Linked DNA regions of Homo sapiens: regions 1 and 3 are each linked to region 2. The links are chromatin contacts, found by Hi-C or POLR2A ChIA-PET in ENCODE. All regions are on one chromosome and are shown on one strand. Each heading gives the region's core, a stretch centred on a gene start or an enhancer-like site at or near the end of the contact. The rest is flanking DNA. Distances are from core to core; before and after follow the strand shown.

Region 1 (2,700 bases), core at 201-2,700, 770 kb before region 2:
CAGGGGCTGCAGCCAGCCCTATCCTGGCTGTGTCCTGGGCTCGCCCGCAGCAGCTGCTGGCACCTGGACGGCGGCGCCAGGCTCACCTCTATAGTGGGGTCGTATTCGTCCACAAAATGGTTCTGGATCAGCTGGATGGTCAGCGCACTCTTGCCCACACCGCCGGCGCCCACCACCACCAGCTTATATTCCGTCATCGCTCCTCAGGGGCCTGCGGCCCGGGGTCCTCCTACAGGGTCTCCTGCCCCACCTGCCAAGGAGGGCCCTGCTCAGCCAGGCCCAGGCCCAGCCCCAGGCCCCACAGGGCAGCTGCTGGCAGGGCCATCTGAAGGGCAAACCCACAGCGGTCCCTGGGCCCCAACGCCAGGCAGCAAGGACTGCAGCGTGCCTACCTGTGCAGCTGCAACCCAGCGTGCGGGAGGGCTGTCGCCTCGCCCCCACTTGCTCTTAATGACCCAGTGATGGGAAAAGGGACCCAGCCCTCAAAGGCAGGGCTGACAGCTGAGCGCTCTCAACCACGCACCCAAATTAGAAGCTGCTGGGTCGGCAGAAAGGCTAAAGGGAGGCGCCCGAGGGCTGAGGTTACCGTCCTCCAGAACAGGTCTGGCCACGGCGGAGCGCGCCACGGCGTGCCCGGGCAGGCTAGTGCCAGCCTGCAGGCCCCGCGGCGCTGGTGCCTCCGACAAGTATTTGCTGAGCGCCTACTGCGTACTAGGCGCCGCCGAGGGGAGGGCAGACCCGGGCAGCGCCCCGCACCCCCGGCGGGGAACCGGGGGCATCTTTCAGCCACAGAAAGCTGGAGAAGACAGAGGAGCTCCTGGGAAGCAGGGACTGAGCGACAGGAAGGGGCCGAGAAGCGGCGCGGGAGACCCGGAGAGGGAAAAGGCACTGGGGCTGAGGCCCCCGGCCTGGTCCGCGACCTGTGATGCTGAATCGGGGGTGCCCGGGCGTGCCGTGGCCGCGGCCGCCTCCTCCCAGACGCCCCCGGGTGTGAGGGCGCCGGGCCCGAGGCTCCCGGGTACGCCGGCGTGGGGACCGTGCCCAGCGCGAGGCCACGGGTGGGGCCCGGATTCCCGCAGGCCCCAGGGAGGAAGGGGCCCCCGCCCGCCGCAGCCCCCGACGCCCGCTCACCTGTGCCCGCGGGCCCCGCCCGGCCCCACCCACCCGCCGCCGCCGCCGCCGCCGCCGCTTACGCCCGCCGGCCCCGCGCCCCCGGCCCGCGCCGCGCGTATTGCTGCCGCCTGGGGGCGAGGAGGGCGCGCGGCCCGGCCGATCCCTGCCCGCACTCACCGTTCACAGGCGCGACTGCCCCCGGGGCCAGGGCCGGGGCCGAGGCCGGGGCGGGGCGGGGGCGGGGGCGCGCGGTTCGCCCCGCGCATGGGCTCCGTCCGCGGCGGGTGCGGCTCGGGTTGCGGGCGCAGGGCACGGGCGGCGGAGACTCGGGCGGGCCTGCGCACGCCCCGCCCCGCGCCCGTCCGTCTGCCAGGCGCGGCCTACCATTGGCTGCGCGCCATCGGGCCCCGCCCCACCCCGGTTGGCTGAGCGGCCCGTCTGTCAGGAGCCGCGGTCGGGCGGGGCTTCCGGGAGCAACGCGGGAGGCGGAGCCAGTAGGGCCGCGGCCTCTCGGGGTTGGGCTTGGCTGGAGACCGGAGCCGAGCTCGGGGTTGCTCGAGGAAGGCCAGGGAGCCGGTGTCTGGGGGCCCGGGGCGGCATCTCCGAGCAGGGCCCCGGGCTCTCCCGGGAACAGGCCGGCGAGAGAACCCGACTCAGCGGTGCCGGTGCACCAGAGGCCCTCCCTGCGCCGGCAGCGCGGCGCCGCCCACCGCGGAGGTCCCGGGGCTACGGGCTGGGGAAAGGCTGGGATCCGCCGGGACCAAGGCGGGATGCTCGGAGCTGGGGGCCCCCGGGTGGCCGCGGGGTCCGGTTGCCCGGCTGCCCTTCCGCGCAGGTGGAGCGGCCGCGCACCCCACCTACCACCACGCACCCCAGCTCCCCTACTCCCACCGCAACCCACCCCGAGGACGCTTGCAGCCCCGGTGGGGTTCCGGGCGGCGGGCGCAGCCGTGTGCCCTGGGGCCAGGCGTGAGAACGCCCCCTCCACCACTCTCCTCTTTCTCGGGCCTGCGTGGCAGGCGACCCTGCCCGCCCAGTCCCCCCAAACTTGAGGTTCCAACGCTGCAGAAGCTCAGCGTGGTCCAGTTAAACCGTACCCACAAGTTGCCACAGGGGAGCGAAGTGCCCAGGGCTCACCCCAAGCACATAGACGCACATCCTAGCTCTTTCAAACCCAAAAAGACATGTTTTTAACATTTTTTAAAATTGCAAAGGAATCAGAAATACATCCTCATTAAAAAACAAAAAGGGCCGGGCGCGGTGGCTCACGCCTATAATCCCAGCACTTCGGGAGGCCTAAGCGGGTGGATTACTTGAGGTCAGGAGTTCAAGACCAGCCTGGCCAACATGATGAAACCCTGTCTCTACTAAAAACACAAAAAATTAGTCGGCTGCAGTGGCGCGCGCCTGTAGTCCCAGCTACTCGGGAGGCTGAGGCAGGAGAATCGCTGGAACCCGGGAGGCGGATGTTGCGGTGAGCCGAAATCGCGCCACTGCACTGGGCAACAGAGCGCTACTTCGTCTCAAAACAAAAAAGGCGTTTTACAGTCAGGCAAACCCTGCCTCTGCCCAGTCCAGCGCCCGCCT
Region 2 (3,386 bases), core at 852-3,351:
AGATGAGGAACAAGTTCCCAGGAGGCAGAGGATGTCTCCCAGACCACACAGCAAGGAAGGGGCCATCCTGCCTGGCCACCATGCCCCCCTGCTCTCCAGGAGGACACAACAGCAGGGTGCTGGTTCCCTTGTTGCTCTGAGTCTCCTGTTAGGCAGAAAGGAGCACTTGGCTGCCACGGCAACTTGCGGGGACTCACTGTGGTGGAGTAAAGATGAAGAGGTAGAGACGCTGCCATCAGAGGCCGTCCAGGACCTCTGCCGACCCGTAGGCTCCACACCTGAGTCTCATAAGTGTCAGGAGGTTTCCTTCAAAGTCCTCAGAAAAAGCAGCTATGCCCAAAACCTGGGGCTTCATTCTAAACTCAGAAAAAATGTTCTACCTGAAGAATTATCTCCTCGGGAGAAACACCAGGACTTGTGGATACAGTGTTAAGGGTGGGGAGCCCTGGTGACCCCTCCACCACGTCCAGTACTGGGCTGCGCGAGGGCAGGGACCTTGGAGCATCGTGAAAAAGGACTTTTTCCACCCACGGCATGTTCAGAGCCACTGTTGATAAAAACTGTACCGCTCACGACAGCCTGCCCCAGCCCAGCCTCAGTGAGTGACACGGTTTGAATCTGTGTCCCCGCCAAATCTCACGCTGAATTATGATCCCCAATGTTGGAGGTGGGGCCTGGCAGGGTGGGTGTGTGGGTCACAGGGACAGATCCCTCGTGGCTTGGTGCTGTCCCGGTGATAGTGAGTTCTCACAAGATCTGGTCATTACAGTGTGTGGCACCTCCCCACCCCCAACTCTCTTGCTGCTTTCGCCATGTGACGTGTAAGCTCCCACTTGGCCTTCCGCCATGACTGGGAGCTTCCAGAGGCCTCCCCAGGAGCAGATGCCGGCACCATGCTACCTGTACAGCCTGCAGAACCGGGAGCCAATTAAATCTCTTTTCTTACAAATTACCCAGTCTCGGTATTCCTTTACAGCAATGCAAGAAGGCCCTAACAGTGAGCCAGGAGGCCACTCACGCCAGGAGCCCATCATCTCTGAGTCAGTCTACACCAGCTCTCCTGCAATATTAATGCTATAGAAGAAACTGCCAGGCAACTCTCAGGAGAGAATTCAGAGCAGGAAAGGTTCTCTGAAGTTCCTGGCGCCTATCCTCTCATTTGCAAATGAAGAAACTGAGGTTTTGCACGGTGGCCACTAACCGGGGACACAATTGGGCCCAAGAAGTGGTCACCACTGCCCTCACTCTGTGTAAATGAGAAAGAGGAAACAGCCATCATCTATGGGACCAACTAGAGTGCAGGCCCGCCTCCACCTGGGGGGCCATCAGGGTGCGGGACCCGCCTCCACCTGGGGGGGCCATCAGGGTGCGGGGCCCGCCTCCATCTAGGGTGCCATCAGGGTGCGGGACCCGCCTCCACCTGGGGGGCCATCAGGGAGCAGGGCCCGCATCCATCTAGGGGACCATTAGGGTTCAGGGCCCGCCTCCACCTGGGGGACCATTAGGGTGCGGGGCCCTCCTCCATTCGGGAGTCAGAGCTCGGGGCCGCCTCCATCTGGGCACCGGGCCCTCCTCCATCTGGAGACCATTGGGGAGCGGGGCCTGCCTCCCTCTGGGGCACCATGGGGCACGGGGCCCGCCTCCATCTGGGGCTCACAACGGGCGCAGGCCCCCTCCCCCGGGGCTGCCTCCCCAAAGCTCTGCCCCGGCACGGCGGTGAGCTCAAGCCTCCTGCAGCGTGGGCGCGTCCGTCCGGCCCGCCCCGCCCCGAGGTGTGGACGCCGCCGCTCCCCTCCGGCCGGCCAGGCGCCCCGCGTGCCCCGGGAGAGCCGCGGAGTCGGCCCGCCAGCCGCAGCTGAGCAGTAGCCCTGACCCAAGGCCCCGCCCGCAACCGCAGGTCACCGCCCCCGCCCGACCCTCGCCCGGCTGCCTCACCGGCCCGCGCTGAGTGCTGACGGTGGTCGCCATGGTGCTGCGGCGGCCCCCGTGGCTCGCCGACCCGACAGTGACGCGCCGGGCGACCTCCTGCGCCCCCGCCGGAGCCTGCGACGGAGACAGTTGTCACCTCGAGGCCGCCGCCGCCACAGTCAGCTGACAGCCGCCGCGCCCCGCCCCCGGCACCGCCCCACTGCGCAGGCGCCGCGCCAGGCACCGCCCCTTCCGGCTCTCGCGCGCACGCGCGCTCCAGGGTAGGGCAGGCGCAGCCTCTCGCCCGGCGCCTGCGCACCTGCTCTCTCCTCGAGCCCTGCAGCCCGGCGAAATGGCTCCCGGCGGGGCCGTTTGCGCATGCCCAGTCATGACGGTTGTCGGCGCGGGCCCTAGCGTGGCGGCGCTGCAGTCTGGGCAGTGGGTTGGTTCCTCCTCGGTCCTCTGTCGAGTGGCGACAGGGCCTAGCCACCTGGCGGGGGTGACCTTCGGACGTGCGACCCGCTCGGAGAAGGGAGGGAACTGTGGCCCGCAACAAAGCAGTGACAGGCCCGACATCCCCTGCAGGGCGATCTTTCCCTCAGCTGCCTGCCGGAGGAAGGGCCTTTCTGTTTCACAGGGCTAAAGATGGGGCGCGGTTCCTCCACGGGGCGGCTGCCGGGTGAACGGAACGGGGATGGAGGCGCTGCCAGAAGAGCCCGAGCTCGAGCCCGCCCTGCCCTCGGCCTCCCCGCCGCGCCGCTCCGCAGGAGCCCCGCTCCTCTCCTGCTCGCTCCGGAGAACCCCAGTCCGGCCTGACCTCGGCCCTCGCGGTCAGGCGCTCCAACCAGAGCGACTCCAGCTCGAACAGCGCTGGGTAAACTGAGGCTGAACCCCGCTGGCTGCATCCCCAGGAGTCGGGCGTTTACGGTCACGGGAACAGGTTAATAAACTTTTACGCAGCAGACCCGGAACTTAGGTCCCGATGTCCGGGTATCTTAAGAACAAGAAGCATTCTTAGTTGAAGTTTCGCTTTAAAGATAATGATACAGATGCTTGCGGAGGACAGGCGTTATGCAAAGATTGGCAATCCTTTGACGAGCCCAGGTAGTACAGCACGTCTCCCCCGTGATGTTTTTTGGCTTTTATCTTACATATAAACAAGCGTACCCAGGTGGACGCCTTCCTCCTCGTGCTTTTGGGAACACCCTGCTCTATGGAGTAGCCATTCTTTTATTCCTTCACTGCCTTAATAAACTTGCTTTCACTTTACTCTGTGGACTGGCCTGGAATTCTTTCTTCCACAAGATCCACGAATCCTCTTTTGGGGTCTGGATCAGGACCCTTTTCCGGTAACACAACCACTCCACTAAAAACTCTTTGTCAGTGATCTCTATATTGTTAGTGGTCAGTTCTCAGTCCTCGTCCTCCGGGAACTACAGCAAAATCGATAGTCATTCTTGCTACACATGCTTTCTTCA
Region 3 (3,586 bases), core at 1-2,500, 510 kb before region 2:
GAGAGATGAGCAGGGGTGGGTCTGACTCAGGCTGACCTGGCACAGCGAGGCCACCCACCGACAGGGACCTCAGCGCGTGGCCACCACACCCCCAGCACACATGTGTTCCTGTCTGCTGCCTGTGGGTTGAACCCTATAGCATTTCCTGGCCTGGATCTGTCTAGGGCTGGTACTCTGAGAATGAGGCTTTCTCCGGGCCAGGGTACCCTGTATGTACCTGGACAGGGAATCCGGTGCTGTGGAGCAGAGATGGGCTAACACCCACTCGTGTCTGTGGGATGTGTGTCTGCTAGGGGCAGATGCATGTCAGGGAAGCCTCATGCTGGGCCACAAAAAAGGCCTGCTGTCCACAGGGAAGAGCTAGCTGGGTGCCAGAGGCCACTGTTGCCACCCACAGGCCCTGCTCACCTGGCAGGTCCAGAGGGCACACGAGCTGGCATGCCCAGAGCCCTCTGCCCCACCACCCGTCCCACTCAGGGCTTCACCGTCAGACCTGCCTTTCCCTGCCTCAGCCAGTGGTGGTGACAAGCTGACCTCTGAACTTCTACCTGATCCCTCCTAGCCCCCCCCACCCCTGCCGCCCCACTCTTCGGGTGCAGACTGGCCACAGCTCTCCGGGCTGCGCTGGGCCCTTCATCTCCACTCTAGTCCCTCCCAGGGGTGTACCCTGGCCCTCCAGGGACTGAGCAACCCCCTTCCTCCTGGGAGCCTATCTCCAGTCTGGGATGAGGACACCTGCATGATAGGGGCAATCCTGGAAGTCAGGCCGACCGAGGTGGGGAGCGGCCATTCGTCCCAAGAAGAGAAGCAGGCCCAGAGATCCCAGGGCGGAGAGGCAGGCCTGGGCCCGCACGTCACCCAGTGCAGCGGAGAGGAGCTTCTGGGTGGAGAATGATGACAGTGAGGGGCTCTGCCTGGGGAAGAACCGGCAGGGGTTCCCTCTGAACGCCAACCCCGCCTTTCTCTGCCCTCACTCGGCAGTTCCCACCCCTGGTTTATGAGACAGCTGGCCAGGGCCCTCCCCCTGCACTGATGTTGCTATAGAAACCCTGCAGCCCCAGCCGGGCCCCGGGCTGTGAGCCGTCACTGTCCCCCCTTCATAGTCAGGTGAACTGAGGCCACAGGCAAGCCAGGGAGACAGCAGGAGAGCAGAGACCACCCCACAGGAAGATACCGCTGCTTCCGAATCTGCAGGGGTAAAATCCTCCACCCAAGAAGCCGCCAGGCTCCTCCTACCCCCAAGAAAGGCAATGGGGGTGAGGCTCCGAGTCTGGCCGGCGGCTCCCCATTCAATCTCCCGCTGTCCCCGTCCTCTTGGGGCGGTGCTTTCTATCCTGCTGGCTGGAGGGTCCCGGAAGGGGACTCCAACTGCGCGATGCCTCGGCCAGAGGACAAAGGAGAAGCGGGTTGGGGGCCGCTCTCTGCGCTCGGAGGCCGGCTCAGGCCCCTGCCCTACTGCTGGGGCTCAGCCGACCGCTCCGTCCTCCGCCTGGCCACCGCGACTCCGGCCACGCACGTGTCCACAGATGTCCGGTGAACTCCCACGTGTGCGTCCCACACGGGTCGGCCTTTCTTCCTTGGGCTCGGGCCCCGGACACCCACCCTCGGGGACACGTATGTGCGGGGAGCGCGCCCGGAACCGTCGGGGCCGAGCACGGCGTCTCACGCCAGAGCAGCCGCGGATCGGAGCATCCGCTGGTCCAGGACCCCCCCTCCCGCCCGCCAGGCCACGTTGTTCGGGCAGCTGTCACCTCCCTCGGCCGCCGCAGCACCTCTCGCCCCCGCAGCCCGGCCGCGTTCGGATGGGCGCAGCAGAAGGGAGCCGCCGGGCAGACACTCACCACGCTCGCCGCCGCCGCCGCGCTCGCCTGCCCGCCCCGCGCTCGGCCAGCACCTAGGCGGGGAGGCGCGTCCGCTCGGCGCCGCGCGCGCTCCGCCCTCGGCCTCCTCCGGGCTTCGGCTCCCCCTCCTGGCCGTCGAGGCTACTGCGCCCAGCCAGGCCACAGCCACGCGCCCACCCGCCCCCTGGCCGTGGGTTCCCCCGGGCAGGGTGGCAGTTCTGCGCGCAGAGGCCGGGCCGCGCGTCCCCAAGGTCCTTTCTTGGTTTCCGGGCCTCAGGCCCCTGCAGGCACAAGGACCCGCGGGGCGCGGGCAGGTGGCAGAGCGCCGGTGGATGAGGGTGCCCTGGGGGAGGCGTGGCCTCCAGGGCAGACACAGGTGATCCGTGGAACTGCTGGGCCAGCGCAATGGAGAAGTGGAGGCACAACCCCACCCGCCGAACAGCGACTTTGTATCCAAAGCACCCCACTTGGGGCTGGGCGCAGTGGCTCACACCTGCAATCCCAGCACTTTTGGAGGCCGAGGCAGGCGGATCACTTAAGGTCAGGAGTTCGAGACCAGCCTGGCCAACATGGTGAAACCCCGTCTACTAAAAATACAAAAATTAGCCAGCGTGGTGGCAAGTGCCCTAGTCCCAGCTACTTGAGAGGGTGACGCAGAATCGCTTGAACCTGGGAGGCAGAGGTTGCAGTGAGCTGAGATCATGCCACTGCACTCCAGCCTGGGTGACAGAAACTCCATTTAAAAAAAAAAAAAAAGTAGCCCATGTGGGTTACTTTGTAGCACAGCTCCTCCCTCCCAGGAAGATGAGGACCCACAGGAGGCCCCAGGCACAGTGGGAGAGGACAGGACCAGGATGTGGGGCACCTGTGCACACAGGCCTCCCTCCCCGCAGGGGCCAGGCCTCTACCCCACCACCCTCCGCCCTCCAACGGCTTCTCCATCCAACAAATAAATCAAGCTCTGAGGTGAAAGAAACAGTGCAGTTTTGTTGCTCACAGGGACCCGTCCCCACACACTGGAGAGACTTGAAGGTGGGGGCTCTGCCCATCCACTGGGGAATATCTGGGCCAGCCTAAAAGTCTGTGGGGCCTAGGCCTGGGCAGGCTCTGGGGGCTGTGGAGCCGAGGAGCCAGGCAGAGCGGGGTCCTTGGGGGCCAAGCCCATGCGTCGGATGCTGTCCTGGTACTTGCGGCGGCCGAGCTCCAAGACTGCGCGCACCTCTTCAGCCACGTCCTGCCGGTCACTCTGCTCCAGGGCCTGCACCAGGAGCCCCACAGCCCCTGGCTGCCCAGCCTGGCGCTCAGCCCAGGAGAAGAGCATGTGACGGATCTGCTCATCCAGATCATCCCTGCAGGCAGAGGATGGGCGACAGAGGGGTCCTGTCCACCTGCCCAGGACCCCCCACCACACTCTGCCTCGGAGTGTGGGGGAGTTCCCGGCTCCTGGGGCCAGGTGCGGCCAGACCTTTCCTTTCCAGCCTGGTGTTTGCCCTTCCCCCACCTCCCCTGGAAGAAACTTCTGTCAGAATCAGGTGGGCCCTCCAGGCAGCCAGGGCTCAGCCCTGGGGCTGGCAGCCAGCGGGCAGTGGGAGCCTCACCGGAACTCGTGCCGGATGCGCTGCACCTCCCGGTAGGACACCCCCAGGTGCAGGGCCACGGCTGGCCAGTCCAGACCCAGACGCCCAGCCACACTCAGCAGGTTGCTCTGCGTCAGAAAGCCGGTCTCGGCATCTCCCAGATTCAAG

What was found. Hi-C counts contacts between places; a loop is a spot of excess contacts on that map. ChIA-PET counts read pairs that join two places held with the same protein, here RNA polymerase II (POLR2A). Pooled maps may share reads with other maps.
Region 1: a map of B cell shows a loop between it and region 2 (23-fold over the local background). The contact joins the promoter of HRAS here to the promoter of TOLLIP in region 2. A Hi-C loop is called at or near these places in 1 of 168 maps with a recorded cell type or tissue (B cell), 1 of 37 single-sample maps with no recorded cell type and 3 of 50 pooled maps. POLR2A ChIA-PET finds 5 or more read pairs at or near these places in 1 of 52 experiments (GM12878).
Region 3: a loop to region 2 is called in a pooled map, with 11 times the contacts of the local background. The contact joins the promoter of PANO1 here to the promoter of TOLLIP in region 2. A Hi-C loop is called at or near these places in 1 of 168 maps with a recorded cell type or tissue (naive thymus-derived CD4-positive, alpha-beta T cell) and 8 of 50 pooled maps. POLR2A ChIA-PET finds 5 or more read pairs at or near these places in 1 of 52 experiments (GM12878).

Annotation. Positions count from the first base shown.
Region 1 is chr11:534,126-536,825 of GRCh38, forward strand. HRAS (HRas proto-oncogene, GTPase) reads right to left here and starts at 1,451. Exons shown (of 6, transcript NM_005343.4): 1 at 1,291-1,451; 2 at 87-250. The coding sequence starts at 197. It also overlaps a transcript of LRRC56 not described here. RefSeq lists enhancers at 1-524, 525-1,381, 1,403-2,110 and a silencer at 388-547.
Region 2 is chr11:1,307,531-1,310,916 of GRCh38, forward strand. It overlaps TOLLIP (toll interacting protein), which reads right to left and starts at 2,102. Exons shown (of 6, transcript NM_019009.4): 1 at 1,936-2,102. The coding sequence starts at 1,968. It overlaps TOLLIP-DT (TOLLIP divergent transcript), which reads left to right and starts at 2,178. Exons shown (of 1, transcript NR_029409.1): 1 at 2,178-3,177. RefSeq lists a silencer at 1,558-2,267 and an enhancer at 2,498-3,259.
Region 3 is chr11:796,376-799,961 of GRCh38, forward strand. It overlaps PANO1 (proapoptotic nucleolar protein 1), which reads left to right and starts at 1,251. Exons shown (of 1, transcript XM_034751809.2): 1 at 1,251-2,817. The coding sequence starts at 1,251. The coding sequence ends at 1,898. SLC25A22 (solute carrier family 25 member 22) reads right to left here and starts at 1,906. Exons shown (of 10, transcript NM_001191061.2): 1 at 1,842-1,906. PIDD1 (p53-induced death domain protein 1) reads right to left here. Exons shown (of 16, transcript NM_145886.4): 15 at 3,440-3,586; 16 at 2,809-3,190. The coding sequence ends at 2,932. RefSeq lists enhancers at 1-445, 51-190, 751-820, 891-950, 1,091-1,260 and 1 more and a silencer at 1,621-2,280.